2 separate regions of the Homo sapiens genome follow, and region 2 is linked to region 1. A link is a loop called in an ENCODE intact Hi-C map of the cell type or tissue named here. Cell type or tissue: mammary epithelial cell. All regions are shown on one strand. Links, peaks and the distances in the headings refer to the core of each region. The heading gives the core; the rest is flanking DNA. Region 1 overlaps IFFO2 (intermediate filament family orphan 2). Region 2 overlaps LOC105376815 (a long non-coding RNA gene).

Region 1 (8,320 bases), core at 95-8,094:
CCTCATGAGGTCAGATTTATTACTTCCATTTCATAGAAGTGAAAACTGAGGCTCAAGCAGGGAAGCTACTTGCAATGGGCACGGCCCTTTCTGGTACTACACAGGTTTAAGGTTGGAACTGGAACCTGACTTCCTGCGGTCAGATCTGGGCTTGCCACTTTCTTTTTTTTTTTTTTTTTTTTTTTGAGATGGAGGCTCACTCTGTTGCCCAGGCTGGAGTGCAGTGGCGAGATCTCGGTTCACTGCAACCTCCGCCCTCCAAGTTCAAGCCATTCTCCTGCCTCAGCTTCCTGAGTAGCTGGGATTACAGGTGCCTGCCACCATGCCCGGCTAATTTTTTTGTATTTTTTTTGTAGAGACAGGGTTTCACCATCTTGGCCAGGCTGGTCTTGAACTCCTGACCTCATGATCTACCCGCCTCGGCCTCCTAAAGTGCTGGGATTACAGGCATGAGCTACCGCACCGGGCCTGGGCTTGCCACTTTCAAGGTGTCTTGGCCCAGTTCCCTCCCCTGCCTCTGTGGCTCAGTTTTAGCATCTCTAAAATGGGCTAATGATAGCACCCAACTCACAGGGTTATTACAGCTTCCATGAATTAAATGTTTGCAAACCACTTTGAATGAAGCCTGGCAAAGAGTAAATGTTGTATAAATATTTAATGAAATTCATTAACTAACACATGTTTATTGTGTTCCTACTATCCGCAAGCACTGTTGGAGAAGGTACTGGGCACATGCTGTTGTCACATGATGCTGCCACATGGCATGACACATTTGTCTATGTCCCCAGATTCTGAGTTCTCGAGGGCAGGGGCCTGGCCCACGGTGGGTACTCAGCCACTGTTCTGAAACCACCACCACTTTGGCTTCTCAGACATCCACACCCAGCAGTCTCATCTTCCCCAACAAGAGGCACCAAACGATTGTAACAACTTCCCTGTTCCCTGGCAAAGTTCACAGCACTGACTGAAAGCAAAAGCTAGGGATACTCCAGCCCAGGGCGGAGGCGAGCTCCCAAACAGCCACCAGAATGCCCGAGGCCCTCTGCTGCTGGTGATCCGTGGATGAGAACCTCGGGCTGGCTGTGCCCTGAGGACACTCAGGGGCCGGGCAAGATAAATGGAGCATTAATTGAGAGCCTGAGATCCACAGCCTGCCCCAGCTTTGCTAGGCAACATTTCACAGAAATGAAAACTGAGGCTCACAGCAGGAAAGCGGCTTGCAATGGGCATGGCCCTTTCTGGGTACAGCACAGGATAAAGGTTGGATCTGGAGCCTGACTTCCAAGTTACTTCTCCTCTCTGAGCCTCGGTTTCCATCCTGCAGTGCCACCACCGGGTTTAAATGAGACCGCGTGGAAATCACCAGACGGGTCATAATATGTGTTCCCTGTTCCCCAACTCCTCCCCTGCCAGCCCTGCCAGCCCCCATTGAGACCTTCTCCAAAGAGCAGGGGCCTGGACAGGCCTGCTACAGTGGCCCGGGAGCCTCATCTGCCTGCTACTGCCAGTGATTCATTTGCTTCTCAAGAAATAATTTCTGTAAAGTGACAGCAGGGAGTCTTCCCAGCGCAGCAGCCGCCTCCTATTCTGCCACCCGCCATGGCAATATTGTGACAGGTGCTGGGGAGACCCCGTGCCTCCTGCCTGCCTCCTCACCCTGAGCCAGCCTTTGGCAACCTCCAGGGGCATGGGACAAGGCCACCTCCTGGGAGGAGCACTGACCTTGGGGTCCAGAGACCCAGACGGACTCGTGGCGAGATCTGGGACAGAAGTCTTCACCTCTCTGAACCTCTCATTTGTAAAATGAGCATAATCACTTCCCACTGCTTGGGACTGCTCCCATAATTATCACATATTTAAAGAAGTCATCACTGCACCTAGCACAAAGTAGGTGCTCAATAAACGGAAGCATTAAGCCATATTGATTTATTTTCAAATCCTTTTGCAAAATGTTTTCCTACTGCACTGTTTTAATTGACTTTTACCTCAACCCTGGGAAGCAGAACTCGTAAGAAACCACACCCCCATTGTACAGAGCGACAAACTGAGGTGCAAGAGATTAAATGGCATGCACAGAGTTGTGCTACATTACGGAGAGAACGTAGTCTTCATAGGGTTGCTGGGCAAGCCCACCTTCCCACTGTCCCCATTCCCACGTGGGCATAGTGAAGCTCAGACCACATCGCAGGCAAACCCAGACCAGGACCTGGGCTCCACGGACCCTCCAGAGAACCAGGCATTGCCATTTGCCAGGTTTACTGTTGGGTGAAAACTACCCTCTCTTGTACCAGGTCTAGAATGAGAAACCACATCCTGCTCAGGAAGCCAAGCACCCGGTGCCCAGTGTGGGTGGGAGGACACTCCCCTCGTGGGCAGGCGGCGGCAACATCACAAACCTTCAGCAGTCTCCCATCTGGCCTGGAATTTTCTAAACACCTCACAGTCTGGCAATGCTCAAAGGGCTGTGCAACTCACAGATGCTGCCAGCAAAGGGCACGGGACACCCTCTCCCAGTTTCCAGCTTGGTTCTCAACCTCTGCCCACCCCACAGGGCCAGCACAGATCTGCCTCTGTAGGGCACCCACTCTCTGCCCTGTGAAATCATTCTGAACTTGACTGTTTACACGCCCTGTGCTGTAGCTAGGCGAGCCTGTCTACTTCTTCCACAACCTCCGGACACAGAGCTTAGCATCCCTGTTTTACAGATGAAGAAACTGAGGCTCGAGAGGCAGTGACTAGCCCAAGCTCACTCGGCTTTTAACTCCTGCCCTGGGGCCCCAGCACCCTGCACTGCCAGGCTTGGGGGTTCATTCAAACTTTGAACTTTGGCCCAGGCCTTCTGATTCCAAGTGCAGGCCCTCCCCTCCACAAACAGCCGAATCCCTGGACGTGGTCTGTGTTGTCCGTCTTCTGTCCCATCCTCCTGGAGGCCTACTAGCTCACAGCAGCCAGACACAGAGGCCTCCCTGCTGCATGAGTATTTACTCAGCATGGACCTTGGCCAGGTCCTGGCTGGGATCTGCCAGTGGGAGACGAAGCCAGAGTTGGAGCCGGCCCCCACAGAGCTTCCAGTCGATGCAGGGGCAGACACATGCCAGGTAGTTACAACTCCGGGTGTGGGGGGCTGTGATCGGGAGGTGGTGGGTGCTTAGGACCGCCTGACAGCAGAAAGTCAGGAAAAAGCAACACATCCCTAATCCTGAGCACAGGGACATGACAGGGCTGCCTCCTTCCCGTCCCGGGCCTTCAGCCATCCGCGACATAGGAAATAAATGGAATGCCAGCCGGCCTTCACCTCTCAATGCGATCAAAAGCCAGGACTGCAAATGCAAAGCCCACAGCCTCCGGTGTCACTGACACATGGCACAGTTTAAATCAATTCTCCTGGAAGGCAACGCATCTCGTTGCAGCAAAGGGCGTGTTCAAATTCCGGGTCTACCCTTCTGTGTCCTTCAAACACGGTCATGTGTGGGGACGTGGGCCACAGGACTGAACGGAGAGTCTGGTGTGTGCATCTGCATGTGTATGTGAATGTGTGTGTGTGCACGTACATGTGTGTGAGTGTGAGTGTGCATACACGTGGGGGGAAGGGGGACCCGGGGACCCGCATCCGGTCTCGTTTGCCAAGGCAAAGCCCCGCCTCGCATTCCTCTGAGAAGGAATCTTCAGCGTCAGCTGTCTCCCTGCTTCCTTTTCTTTTCTGGGACCTCATTCCCCTCCCTCTAGCTTGAGGCTCTGAGAATCGCTCCCAAATTTGTCCCCAGTGAGAATGCCAACCCAGCCAAGGGATTCTGTAATATAGTTCTCAAGGGACCCGAGGCGCTAGATGGAGGGGTTTGTGTGTTTCTCTTAAAGGAAGTTGGGAGAAAGGGCTGGGGGATGGCGAGAGATTTCCGGAGGCACAAATCAACTGCTAAGAGTAGGTCAAACAGCCTTCTTAGATGCCGGACAAAGAAGCAGCCGTTCTCCCTCCACCCCCAACACCATCTCTGGCGCCTCCATGGGACAGAGAGAGCGGCGACATGCCCTGAAATGGACTTGTTAGGCAGTCAGGGCCATGCTGAGAAATCCTTGTAAATTAAAGGAACAGACTTTGCCAGGGGAAGGGGGCTGGGCTGGGGTGGAGGTAGGTATGCCCAAAATCTGCCAAGCCCCAGGTACCTTAACACCAGACCTCATTTGTTCCTTCTCAATCCCTGGGAGAGCAACAAGATGATCCCTCTTTTACAGAGGACGAAGCGGGGAGCTCCACGGGCAGCTCAGAGAGGCCAAGCCACTTGCCCATGTTCACACAGACAGTGGCAGAGCCAGGATGCAAAACCCTTTTCCACCATCGAAGGCTGCCTCACTGGAAAATCAGAAATAAAGAATCCGTATCGGTGCCAGCTTCAGAAATAACGAAAGTGTCAATGGGAGTGGCAGGGAACAAAGCCCTCAGCTTTCTATTCCAGGGCAGCCTTCGGGCTTCGGGACATTCAGGGGCCAGCACCCACCTGCTTGAGGGCCCCCCTGGGGTGTGACGGGAATGGGCGGGGGACACTCCAGCTGACCCACCCACCATCCCTTTTTGGAGTCCTCCATTCCAGCCGACAGCCCAGCCCCTTCCGGCTCACAGTCAGAAATAGCTGTGACAAAAGTCCCTCCCATCCCAGAAAGTGGCTTTTTAAAAAAATGTTTAAAACAGACATACAAAAAGGTGGAAAGAACATAACAAAGCCTCGACTGCTGGCGGATGATGCGGGCATCATGTCGAGGCGGGGAGGCCAGCTCTGCACGGCAGATGGAAGGTCTGTCCAGCTCAGCACTGAGGGCCAGCCCCCCTCTGGGCCTTGGTTTCCCCACCTTTAAAATGAAAGTACTCAGCTGAATCAGCGGTTTCTTTCTTTTTAAAACAGCAGAACCCTTTTTAAAATGGAATACTTTTTGGACAGTCTGGGAGTCAGAGAGGCATGGAGCTATGGTGGGCAACATGGGTCAAATCTCAGGTACTCAGCCTCCCACTGTCCCCCGAGTCTCCCAAGGCGCCCTGCTATGGACTCCAGGGCTCTAAAAAGCCCACCTGAAAGCCACCAGGCTGAATGATCACAGTGGTCTCTCCAGGCTCCCAAACCACCCTCCAATCACCCCAGGCACCAGGAAAAAAAGAAACCTAGCCTCCAGGCTGACTTCAACTGGGGGGCGCATACAGTCAGCCACTCGCACGGGAGGGAACCAGGCCAGCCAGCTGCAAATCACACTAGGCCTGAGGGGGCCAGGATGGCTGGACAGGCTTCTGGACAGGGACACCAGGCCCCCAAAAGAGTCGCCCTGTCTGATAGGCAGCTAGGCCAGCACTACTAGCGCCGGGCAACTTCCTCTACCAGCCCAGGGCAACTTCCCCTACCAGTCCATGGCAACTTTGTGACAGCTGCCAGGCTGGAGGGACCTTTTTCTTGACAGCCTTAAAGATTTCCTGCATCCTTCCTTGGAGCCAATGAAGACAGGGGAAACGGTTGAACCGGTTAAGCCTGGGGATGGGATGGCCAGCGCTGCCTATGCCTGGAGCCTGGACCCTAGTTATCTGGGGCAGAGATAGGAGAGGGAAGGGGAAGCCCAGAACAGAGAAAGGCTTCAGCGAACACAGTGTGGTCTCCAGAGGCAGAAAGATCAGCCACAACACGGGCCTCTTGGAGTCACTGACCTAAAGTAGAGAGCAAGCTGAGAGAGATCACCCACAGGAACTCCTGCATGTAAAGGTGGAGGAGCTGAGGCCCAGAGAGGGCAGCGGTTGGCCAGAGGTCACACAGCACCTAGTGGCAGAGCTGGACCTAAAGTCCAGGTCTCCTGGATGCCAACTCAGGGAACTCTCCACTGTTGAGTTCAGATAAACTCAGTGGGAAACTCCAGGGAAAAGCCCCCAGCTTGCAAAGTCAGAACAAGATATTTTAGTGGCCCTGGGTGGTGACAGAGTAGAGATGTTTGTTTTGGTTTCCAAATCAACGCTTGACAACCTCGTCCTCATTGCGGCTTCAGCGACCACATTTCCCACGTGGTAAAGACCTGGTTGGGCCAAGGGAAAACCAAAGCAGTGGTGACTGGGGCCAGGACCCAGGCACCCCAGGCCAGGGGCTCTGGTTTGGGTTGGTGTTTCCAAAGCACAGTTTGTGGACCACTGATGGCACATGAGATGATGCTCGGTGGTATACAGTTGACGTTTTAAATTTAAAATACATTGAATACCTGGGTGGATTCATAAACACAATATGGTCTATACTACAGAGGAATATTTTTAGCTATAAAAAGGAACAGCCTACAAATACATGCTACAACATGGATGAACTTCAAAAAAAATTCTCTAAGTGAAAAAAGCCAAACACAAAAGACTGCAGAGTGTATGTTTCTATTTCTATGAAATGTCCGGAAAAGGCTAGTTTCTAGAGACAGAGCAGGTCAGTGATTACCTGGGCTGGGCTTGGAATTGGAATTTTCTGTAAATGGACATGAAGGATCTTTTTGGGGGCTGATGCAATGCCCTAAAACGGGATTGTGGTAATGACTGCACAACTCTGTGAATTTACTCATCTTGACTTGTACACTTAAAATGGGCAGTTTTTGTGATATGCAAGTTGTACCTCAATGAAGTTGTTAAAATATTTTATGTACGTAATAGCACAGGCGGTAGTACATGGATGTGGCCAGAAATCATGGAGGTGGAACTCAACAAGCGTCCGGCTTGAAGATCGCTGAGCCTCGCAGCCTAAGTTGTCCTTTGGGGAAGCAAGTGGGGGTCTCTGGAGCTGCAGCTTCCTCCAGGTGGACCAGGGGAAACCCTGGAACCTTTCCCTTCTGGGTTAGGCTCCTTCTGGGCATCATTGCTTGGAGTTCTGTAATAGATATCCTGGGATGATTTAAAGCCCTTCATGGCCACAACAGTCCAGGCAGACACCTGGGTCTCATCCCTTAGACGGTGACTTCTCTTATGGCCAGGGGATCAGAAGCGGGCTGGGAGCTCAAACTCAGATTTATATATTGCCAAGGCTGGGAAGACCCTTTGAGATCATCTAGCCCAGTGGTTTTTCAACTTTTTAAAAAATGTTTATCAAATGTCTGCCCTCCTCCCCAAAGAAAATTCTTAGGGATACCCAAAACATACTACTAACAAGTTAGCATGTTAGTAGAACCCAGTGAGTTAATATTAAGAACTTAAAGGTGGGTGAGCACATTTTTATCACTGTATTAACGTCTTAATGTTCTTTTAAATGATCATTTTTATTAGATATTCAAGGAAACCCTAAAGCATCTCTAAGAAAGCCTGGGGTTTCAAGGACCGCAATTCTAGCCCCCCCTCAACCTCACTTCACAGACGGGGAAACTGAGGCCCCAGGAAAGGAATATACCTGCTTTGGAAAAATCCAACATGAGTCTTGAGTTAACTTCAGAAAATAAATGGAAGACAAGGTGTGCACGCATCCCAGAAGGGCGGGAAGAGAGACGCCCGCACTCCACCTGTCTCAGCAGCACCGTCTCATTCCAGGCCAGCGCCAGAAGCTGACATCACACCCCACGCCCTGGGTGCAACTTGAATAGATCGTTGCTCAATGCCAACCCATCTCCCTCCAAGACTGGGCACGGTTTTTCCATCACCTTAGTAGCCAGGTCCAAAAAGCACACACACAATAAAACAAACACAACACAAGCCTGAGGCATGACAACACAATCAACAGTGGCAGACAGGAGGGCCCGGCCCATCCCTCCCCAGTTTCACCATTGAGAGCAAGTGCCTGCTTCCCTAGCCTGCCCCAATGACATTGACCATGAGGGGCGGCGAGGTGGCCTCCCTGTGGCAAGGCACCAGGCGGGCCATTCTCAAGTCCTCCAGAGAAACAGGTAACCCAGGAGAGAAGCCCGTCTCCCAGTGGAGTGTAAGACCTACCCCCAGGAAGCTAGGCGCCACATGAGAGAGCTTGAGGACTCTCAGCATTTCTACTCCCTGCTAGCTTGACAAAGTGCCTATCATCTTTAATAACACCAGCATGATTACTTTATACCTCCCAAAGAGCATCACCATCCTGCTGTCTCCTCGAGCAACTGTGGGCAGATTTTATTATTCCCATTTCTCTGATGAGCAAACAGGCTTTCAAGTGATTTGATAATCTCACCAGCAGGTATAAGGCTGGCATTTGAATCCTACCCAGTTGCTAGCCTGTCCAATGGGAGAATACGGAAGGAGACCTATGCCCAGCTCCCTGGACAGACCTTTAGAGATGGAAGGAAGGGTCCTTCTCAGTACATCCTCCAAGCCCTGGAGTTCAGAGCCAATAGCTCCGAATGGAAGGCTGCC
Region 2 (8,320 bases), core at 303-8,302, 83 kb after region 1:
AGCCCCCGCTTGGAAATCCTGGGCCAGTGAGGGCACCGCTGCGACTAGCCTCCTCATCTGGTTCATTCCCCAAAACCCGGCACCCCGGAGATGGGGCAGCAGGCGGGCATCCTGAGGTCAGTGCCTCCCTGCCTGCTTGGCTGTGTGCCTCAGGTGTCCTGGGTGCTAGGAACGTCATGGTAATCTCATGCATGAGTAAGGCTCGAAAGATGTACTGAAAGTTAGATGCAGTGATTAAGAAGACGGAAGGGGTGTCCCCCAGCTTCCCACCCCTGCCCCACTGTCGTTTCCCAATTCCTTCTACTGGTTTGACAGAAGGAACCAGTCCAGTTGACAGGAGGGAGGTGCTGGCCTCAGGCATGGCTGCAGGAAGCAGGCTGGGCAGGAGCAGGGCACGATTGCAACAGCACCCTGCCGCCAGCCACCTGCCGCCTGCCGCCTGCCGCCTGCCTTGCTCCATCCTGCCTGGCGGCCGTGTGAGGCTGCCTGTGTGTCTGTCATTGCTACTGGGACCCCTCGGGGATACCCACCCCCTGGGATTGGCCTTGGATCCTGCTGGTCCTCTACTAGCCCAACATTCTGCTCCTGTTTGTGGATGTTCAACTCTGAAAGTCCTCAAACAAGCCCCTATGTGGTCACAAAGTACCCCCCTGGTCACTCAGGTCTGGAGGACTCCAAGCACTCTTTGCTGGGGGCCAGGCTCAGGGGCCTGATGTTTCGAATCGCCTTTCTGAGGGCCTGTCCTGGCTCCCAGGTGACTGTGGGAGATCCTGAGCTATGCCCTTGGAGCACCCTTCGCCAACTCCAGGCACAGCCAGTGTCCCCACCCTGGTGGCCTCTCCCCCTTGAACAGGCACACTGTGGCCCTGAGGATGATGTGTGATGATGACTTGTTCCTGATTTGCCTCCCATCAGTTTGTAAGCCTCTGGCACATAGAAGGTGCTCGGGAAAAGTCTGGAGACAGAAGGGAAGGAGGGAGGGAGGGAGGAGAGAGGGAGGGAGGAGAGAAGGAGGGAGGGAGGGAGGAGAGAAGAAGCAAGGGAGAAAAAGTGGGAGGCTGGAGCAGGGGAGAGAGGAAGGAAGGAAAGTGGGAAAGAAAGGAGAAGGAGGGAAGGAGGGGTGAGTCTAGCACAGTGCTCAACCCATAGGGGTGTTGTTGAATAGAAATAAATGATTCTGGGCTCACATCTGTAATCCCAGCACTTTGGGAGGCCGGGAAGAGTGGATCACGTGAGGTCAGGAGTTCGAGACCAGCCTAGCCAACATGGTGAAACCGTGTCTCTACCAAAAAATACAAAAATTAGCTGGGCATGGTGGCATGAGCCTGTAATCCCAGCTACTGGGAAGGCTGAGATGGGAGAATCACTTGAACCAGGAGGCAGAGGTTGCAGTGAGCCCAGATCGCACCGTTGCACTCCAGCCTGAGTGACAGAAAAAGACCTGTCTAAAAAAAAGGGAGAGATGGGGGAAGGAAGGAAGGGAGGGAGGGAGGGAGGGAGGGGAGGGGAGGGGGAGAGAGAGAGAGAAAGAAAGCAAGAAGGAAAGAAAGAAGGAAGGAAAGAAAGAAGAAAGAAAGAGAGAGAGGGAGGGAAAGAGAGATGGAAAGAGAGAGAGAGAAAGAAAGCAAGAAGGAAAGAAAGAAGGAAGGAAGGAAGGAAGGAAAGAAAGAAGGAAGGAAGGAAGGAAGGAAGGAAGGAAGGAAAGAAAGAAAAAGAAAGAAAGAAAGAAAGAGAAAAAGAAAGAAAAGAAAGAAAGGAAGGAAGGAAAGAAAGAGAGAGAGAGAAAGAGAGAAGAGAAAGAGAGGGAGGGAGGAAGGAAGGAAGGAAAGAGAGAGAAAGAAAGAAAGAAAGAAAGAAAGAAAGAAAGAAAGAAAGAAAAAGAAAGAGGATTCTGATGCATCTGCTTGCTAAATGTATTACCTTCTGAAAAGGAAACATTTTGTTGTTTTTATGATAGCGTTAGCACATGTCAATGTTAATGTTTTTCTAGATCAAAGATTGGCAAATTATTTTTCTATGCAGAGCCTAAATAATTTAGGTTTTGTGGATCACATGCTCGCTATAGCAAATTCTTCTGTTTTTGTTTGTTTGTTTTTACAATCATTTCAAAAGGTAAAAGCCATCCTTAGCTCATGGGCTGTATGAAAACAGACCATCAGCTGCATTTGGCCCATGGGCCATAGTTTGCAACCCCTATTCTAGATAATCCTGAAAGGTATAAATCAGAAAGCAAAGATCACCTGTAAAGCCCTCATCCAGAAAGAACCCCTGACACCATGTTGGTGGGTTTCTCTCTGGACTCTCTCTGGGAGTTTTGGTGATGAATATTTTACTGAAATAGGGTCAAACTCTAGATTCTGTTTAGCAACTGTCTTCTTTAAATTCAACAATATTATGTGGACCTAGCGCCACACTCCTGAATATGTACCTAGGACATCGTTCTTATGGATGGGTAGAGCCGCATTGCATGAGCCTAACCATTTCTTAGGCATATCTTGAGAGTAGAAGAGTTATGGCTTCTAAGTCCTTGCTCAGCTTATTCAAAGAGATCAAAACGATGAATGAATGACGGAGTTTAGTGACCTGGATACACAGCAGCCCTCCTACGGCAGACACACAGAAATGCCTCTTTGGTTTTTTTTGAGACAGTCTCATTCTGTCACCCAGGTTGGAATGCAGTAGCACGAGCTCGGCTCACTGTAACCTCCGCCTCTCAGGTTCAAGAGATTTTCATGTCTCAGCCTCCCAATTAACTGAGACCAGAGGCGTGCGCCACCATACCCGGCTAATTTTTGTATTTTTAGTAGCGATGGGGTTTCACCATGTTGGCCAGGCTGGTCTCGAACTCCTGGCCTCAAGCGATCTGCCCACCTCAGCCTCCCAAAGTTCTGGGATTACAGGCATGAGCCACCGCACCCAGCATGAAATGCCTCTCTCTGATGACTTTATTATGCATTTATTTTCACCCACCGCTTTCCAGCAAGGGCAGGAAGTCTCAGGTGGCGCTGACGGAGCAGAGAAGAGACACACAGACCCATGTGAGCCTTCACCCCCGGGCTGGGCTGGAGAGCGATGCTGTTGGACTGAACAGGAGCCCAGTTGATCGGGGCCTGGTGGAGGCGACAAAGCTGCCAGGCCCCAGCCTCGGAGCTCTTTGATGGGCCTTTCAGGCCAGGTGACACTGACTCACCCAGTCACACAGAGGTTTCTCCAGCATGAGTGTGGCCACAATTTAGAGACTCTGGGAGTCGGGGTCCTTCACTTTGCAGGTGGGGGTTGGATGCCCCGGCAGACAAGACCTCAGAGGACGGGAGATGGGAGTCTTTTCAACACATCCTAAGGCACCAGGGTGGCGGAGGCTTCGTGCATAGTGATAATACACAATGGAATGTGTCAGCCATGTGCAGGCCAATGCAACTTCATTTAAGTCTCCCCCTGCCCAATGAGAACAGCCCCTCCTTACAGGTGAGGAACTTAAAGCACAGAGCAGTCAAGTAATTTGCCCAAGGTCACATTGTGGGAAGCGGGAAACCCCAGAGCTGACCCCTCCACCCGGCTCGGACTCTAGTGCTCTCGAACAGTGCGACAGGGCCTGTATTCTCCTGTGCAAACCAAAAGCACCCATGTTGGGGATGCTGCCGTGCAGTGGGAAAGCCACGTGAGCCCCCCACCCTCTAGAAGCAGGAGAGCGTGGGGAGTCCCCCGGCCTCTGTGAGCTGCATCTCATCTGTGCAATGGGGGGCATTGCGCTTCCCTCCTCATCCTCCAGGAGGGGTGCTGGGAGACACAACCCAGAGCATGGACATGCACGCACTTTGGGTCATGTGATGTGAGGGGTGACAGCTGGGCAAGCTGGCCGATGGGGGACATCTCAGAGAAGTGGCACTGAGGTCAGAAGCAAGATAAAAGCACTGTCAGCTGAGAAAGGCACCTGCCCTCCTCTCCAGCCAGGGACCTCTCCACCAGGCCCCAATCAACTGGGCTGCTGTTGAGTCCAATGGCATCGCTCTCCAGCCCAGCCTGCGAGTGAAAGCACATGCGGGTCTGTCTCCCTTCTCTGCTCCATCAGCACCACCTGAGCTCCAGGTCCTGAACCCTCCCCTCTGCCCTTGCCCTGCCCTGGTCCAGAACCTCTCCCGTCTCCCCTGAACTATTTCAACAGCTTCCCGCTGGGCTTCCTGCCACCTGTCACCACCCTCCGTCCACCCTCCCCACCCAGCCGCCAGCATCACTGACCTAAAAACTGAACCTGGTCATTTCACTCTCTGGCTCCAAATCCTTCTGTGGCCCCAGTGTCGTGGTCTGAGCTACATGGCATGGCAAAGAGCCCTCTACTGCCCAGCCATGCCTCCCCGCTCACTCATCTCTCCCTGCTCTTGCTCCCAACACGTACCTCTGAGCCTTAGCACATGCCATTCCCTCTGATCAATCCGCCCCCTCTCCTTTCCCGGTGACTTCCAGTACATCCTTGAAGATTCTTCCAAGTATCGCCTTCCCAGAAGGCCTCCCCCCGACTCCTGGGTAGTCAGGTCCCTCCTCAGTGCACCACATGCTTTGCACAAATAGTCCAGGGCTTGGAACTCTCTGCGCGTACACTTCCCCTTGCCCATCAGGGTCTGGGAAGACCCTCATCCCCGTATCCCCAGGACCCACACCAGGATCTGGCCCAGCATCAGCTCCAGCCTGCAGGGGCTGAGTTAGGGACCAGATAAAAGCCAGCACCAGAGGGGCCTGGTGCCCAGCCCCGCTCACCCACCCCTTGTGCAGGGTCCCAGCCCATGTGCCAGCCTGGGTGGAGCCGGGGTGCCAGTGAGAACCCAGTAAGACAAGCAAGAAGATGCTTGTCTGAGGACCGAGCCAAGGATGACTTCACCGCCAAGTCAGCCTCCCAAACATGCAGGGCGGGGGGTGGGGGCCGCCCTCCTAGGAGGGGCGGTACCTGGGACAGTTTTAACAGGCAAGGAGCGTGCTTGGGGGCCAAAAAGCGAGGCGGGTGAGTCAGGGCAGGGGAGATGCCTTGCCCTTAAAAGGAGAACAGCCTCCTTCTCACCTGTCCCTCCTGAGCACATCACACTCATAAAGAGAAAAAAGGAAAAGAAAAGCAATCAGAGGGAACGGGCCCAAATCCCACAGCTGGCACTTTTTCTCGGAGGTGATTAGTGCTCATTCGGAAAGAATGGATGACACCATCCCTGGCGTGAGCCAAAACACAAGGGCCTCAGGTGTCCCCCAGGGGGAGGACCCAGGACCCAGCCCACTCCTCCCGTCCCTATCCCCACCAGTCATGCCCCAAACACGTCTGCCCCGGAGGGGCCTGTGTGAGGTTCCACACCTCCCAGGAGGATCTGGATCCAGGCGCTGCCTCTTCCCGAGCCCACAGAGCTCCAGGTTCTGCGGGGACTTCCGGAGGTCACAGCAGAACCACGAGGTGGGTCCTAGGGACAAGATGCCACAGGCAAAGAGACAGAGGCCCGAGGAAGAGAGGGGTGCTCAGCCTACACCATTAGTGAGTGACAGCGCCAGGAGACAAGGGACTCACAATGCAGCCCCCTTGGTGTCATCCTCCTGGAGAAAGGGACGCCATCAGTTGTCACTCCCGGCAGTGACTGCCCCCACCGGAGCCCCATCGCAGGACCCAAGTGAGGGTGTCGAGAGCAGAGTTGCCAGCCCTCAGGTGACAGCTGGGTTATGACCTGGGTCGCCAGGGTTGGTACCCTCCCAAAGTCACACTGGGGACCCCCAGTCCACGGAGGCAGGGCAGAGACCTGTGAGCCATCAGGTCCAGAGGGTCCACCCTGCCTCCTGCCAGGGAGTTCCGTGGGGACAGGAGGTTCCTGCAGGGCAGGGTCACTTGCCCCAGGAGGGAGCCGGGCACAGAACTAGTGTCTGTCCATGTCCACCAAGCTGAACTGAACTGAAGGAGGCTGCTCAGTGGGGCCACAGTTAGAGGCTGAATCGTGTTCCCTGCCCTCCCCCCAAAACAAAAAAAAATTGATGTTCTAACCCCAGAACCTCAGAATGTGGGCTTATCTGGAAACAGTCTTCATAGAGGGCACCAGGTTAAAATGAGGTTATGGTAGTGGCCCCTAATCCAGTATGACCAGTGTCATTTTAAAAGGGGAATCTTGGGCACAGAGACAGACATGCTCAGAGCAAAGAGGACGTGATGAAGGCAAAGATGGGGTTATGCTTCGACAACCCTGGGAACGTCAAAGAGTGGGGACAGGGGCCTGTGCTGGGGCCTCCCTCTGAGCCCTCCGCAGGAGCCAAGCCTGCTCTTGGTCTCAGATCTCTGGCCTCCAGAAGAGTGAAACAATTTCCTGTTCATTTCAGCCACCCAGTATATGGTACTGTGTTACGGCAGCCCTAGCAGACTCCCAGCTGGCTTCCTGGATGTGTGACACCTGCAGTTACACAGGGCTCAGAAGGACCCACCCTTGGTTTAATGCTCTGCATTCCCTGTCCTGAATTTCTTAACTTTTGAATGAGGGATGCACGTTTTCATGTTGCATAGAGCCCCACTAAGGGTGTAGCTGGTCCTGTTTTCAGACCTCCCTGGCAAGCCCCTGTCAGGGGCCCAGATACCTCCCCAGAGCCAGGGCGCAGCTCAGCACTAGGTTTTGAATTCGGTGAGACCCAGCCCCAGCAAGGTCAGAATCCCAGGGGATGGCTCCAACTTGGCCTCCTGCCACCTCAGTTCCCCAAAGACCTGCTCAAGGATGGGAGGTCCCCATCATGGCCCTTAAATCAGGAGGAGTCCCTAGACATGGCCACACACCCCATGCCCTCCCTAAAGCCCCTCAATCTTTTCTTGACTTTGTGCTAACTCAGGTCACAGCAGCCAGCATGTCTAGACTCCTGCCTGGCGCTCGGCATCACAGCCTCGCGATTCTGCACAGGACACTCAGCCTTCTGGGAACTAGCTGTAGGGGATAAGAAGCAGCTCCTATTTATTTATTCTTTAAAAACCAAACAGACCCTCCCAGCAGGCAGGTCACCTCATTGGGCGGGAGTTGTGTTGGCAGCTCTGGAGAGAGCCAAAGCACTGTGTCCCTGACACCCAGGGTGACAGGAGCTGGGTCCACTCCCTTCACCCGGTGGTCAGAGAGAGCCTGAGCAGGGAGGAGGAGGGGCTGGCAAGGGGAAGAAGGGCCTGATTCTCTGGGCGGCCGGCTCCTGCCAAAAGCAATATCGCGTATCATCATATTAACTCCCTACAACAAAGCCAGGGAGAGAGAGAGAGATAAAATAAAGCCAGGATAATTGAGGCCCACAGATCATTCCAAATCCGACTTTAGCGCTGAGTTTCACGGTGCAGCAACCTTTTACTCATTCATGTCGGCTAGCGAGAGCTCCTCTTCTCATCTTGCCCCCACCCAGTGAGCTAGTACAGTGGCCAAGGGAGGACGCAAGGGGCCGAATGGAGGGAGGAGAGGGAGAGGATGATCCTGGTGGTGATGGTAACTCACAAAAAAAACCAGCCCACCTGCCCTGAGTAGGGTGGAGTTGGCTGTACCTCTCTCAGCCAATTACAGTGTCCCCTGGCCCAGCCTATCTGTTCCCTCCCTTCACCCAGCCAACTCCTCCTGGCACCCTTGAAGACTCCACCATGCCTTGCCTCCTCTGGGATGCCCGTCCTGATATCAACATCACCCACCCCAGCCTGTCTCTTGCTCCGTTCCTTTACGATGTGTTCATGAAGCCTGTAATCCCAGCACTTTGGGAGGCCAAGGTGGGAGGATCGCTTGAGCCTGGGAGCTTAAGACCAGCCTGGGCAACATAGCGAGACTCAAGTCTCTACTAAAAAAAAAAAAAAAAATTTTATATTAGCCAGTCACGGTGGTGCTCACCTATAGTCCCAGCTACTTAGGAGGCTGAGGCAGGAAGATTGCCTGACCCTAGGAGGTCGAGGCTGCAGTGAGCCGCCATTATCACATCACTGTACTCCGGCCTGGGTGACAGACTGAGACCCTGTCTTTAAAAAAAGAAAAAAAGTGTTAAACATTTTACCTGGATGATCAGCCCCGCCGTCTTGTTGGAGCCTTTGATTGAACGACTTGCCTCTCTGCCTTATATGGAACCTAGTGCTGAGGAGGAGGACGTATGTGCTGGACACTTTTGGGAGGGGAAGTCTCTAAGGAGGCAAGAGAGGAGACTCAAAAACCACTCAGGATGGCCTGGCAAGAGATGGCGTGCTTACACTAGGGGGTCACTGCAGGTCTGGTGAGCGTGGTCAGATGTTAGGTATATGGATGAACAAAGAAATGGATGGATTGCCAAAATAGAGAAAGATCTTGGGGCCCAGTGGAGACACAAGCTT

Evidence for each region. Peaks named below come from ENCODE experiments on the same cell type or tissue, not always from the same donor. Only the 100,000 strongest peaks of a DNase experiment are listed, where the experiment ranks them.
Region 2: it touches region 1 in a loop (6-fold over the local background); 2 of 110 quality-filtered maps call a loop at or near these places.

What each region holds. Positions count from the first base shown.
Region 1 is chr1:18,946,248-18,954,567 of GRCh38, forward strand. The region is part of intron 1 of IFFO2 (intermediate filament family orphan 2); the gene reads right to left. Among named protein-coding and RNA genes, the nearest start is that of IFFO2, 6.3 kb to the right of the region's middle. RefSeq lists enhancers at 3,934-4,853, 3,975-4,104, 5,235-5,364, 5,395-5,534, 5,735-5,784 and 1 more. In mammary epithelial cell, for the core only: CTCF peaks have their summits at 2,904 and 4,005; DNase peaks (open chromatin) are centred at 2,404, 2,974 and 7,644; H3K4me3 peaks cover 4,602 bases; H3K27ac peaks cover 7,377 bases.
Region 2 is chr1:19,029,211-19,037,530 of GRCh38, forward strand. The region is part of intron 1 of LOC105376815 (a long non-coding RNA gene); the gene reads right to left. Among named protein-coding and RNA genes, the nearest start is that of IFFO2, 77 kb to the left of the region's middle. RefSeq lists an enhancer at 6,603-7,174. In mammary epithelial cell, for the core only: no CTCF peak of the experiment used is centred there; a DNase peak (open chromatin) is centred at 4,951; H3K27ac peaks cover 1,072 bases.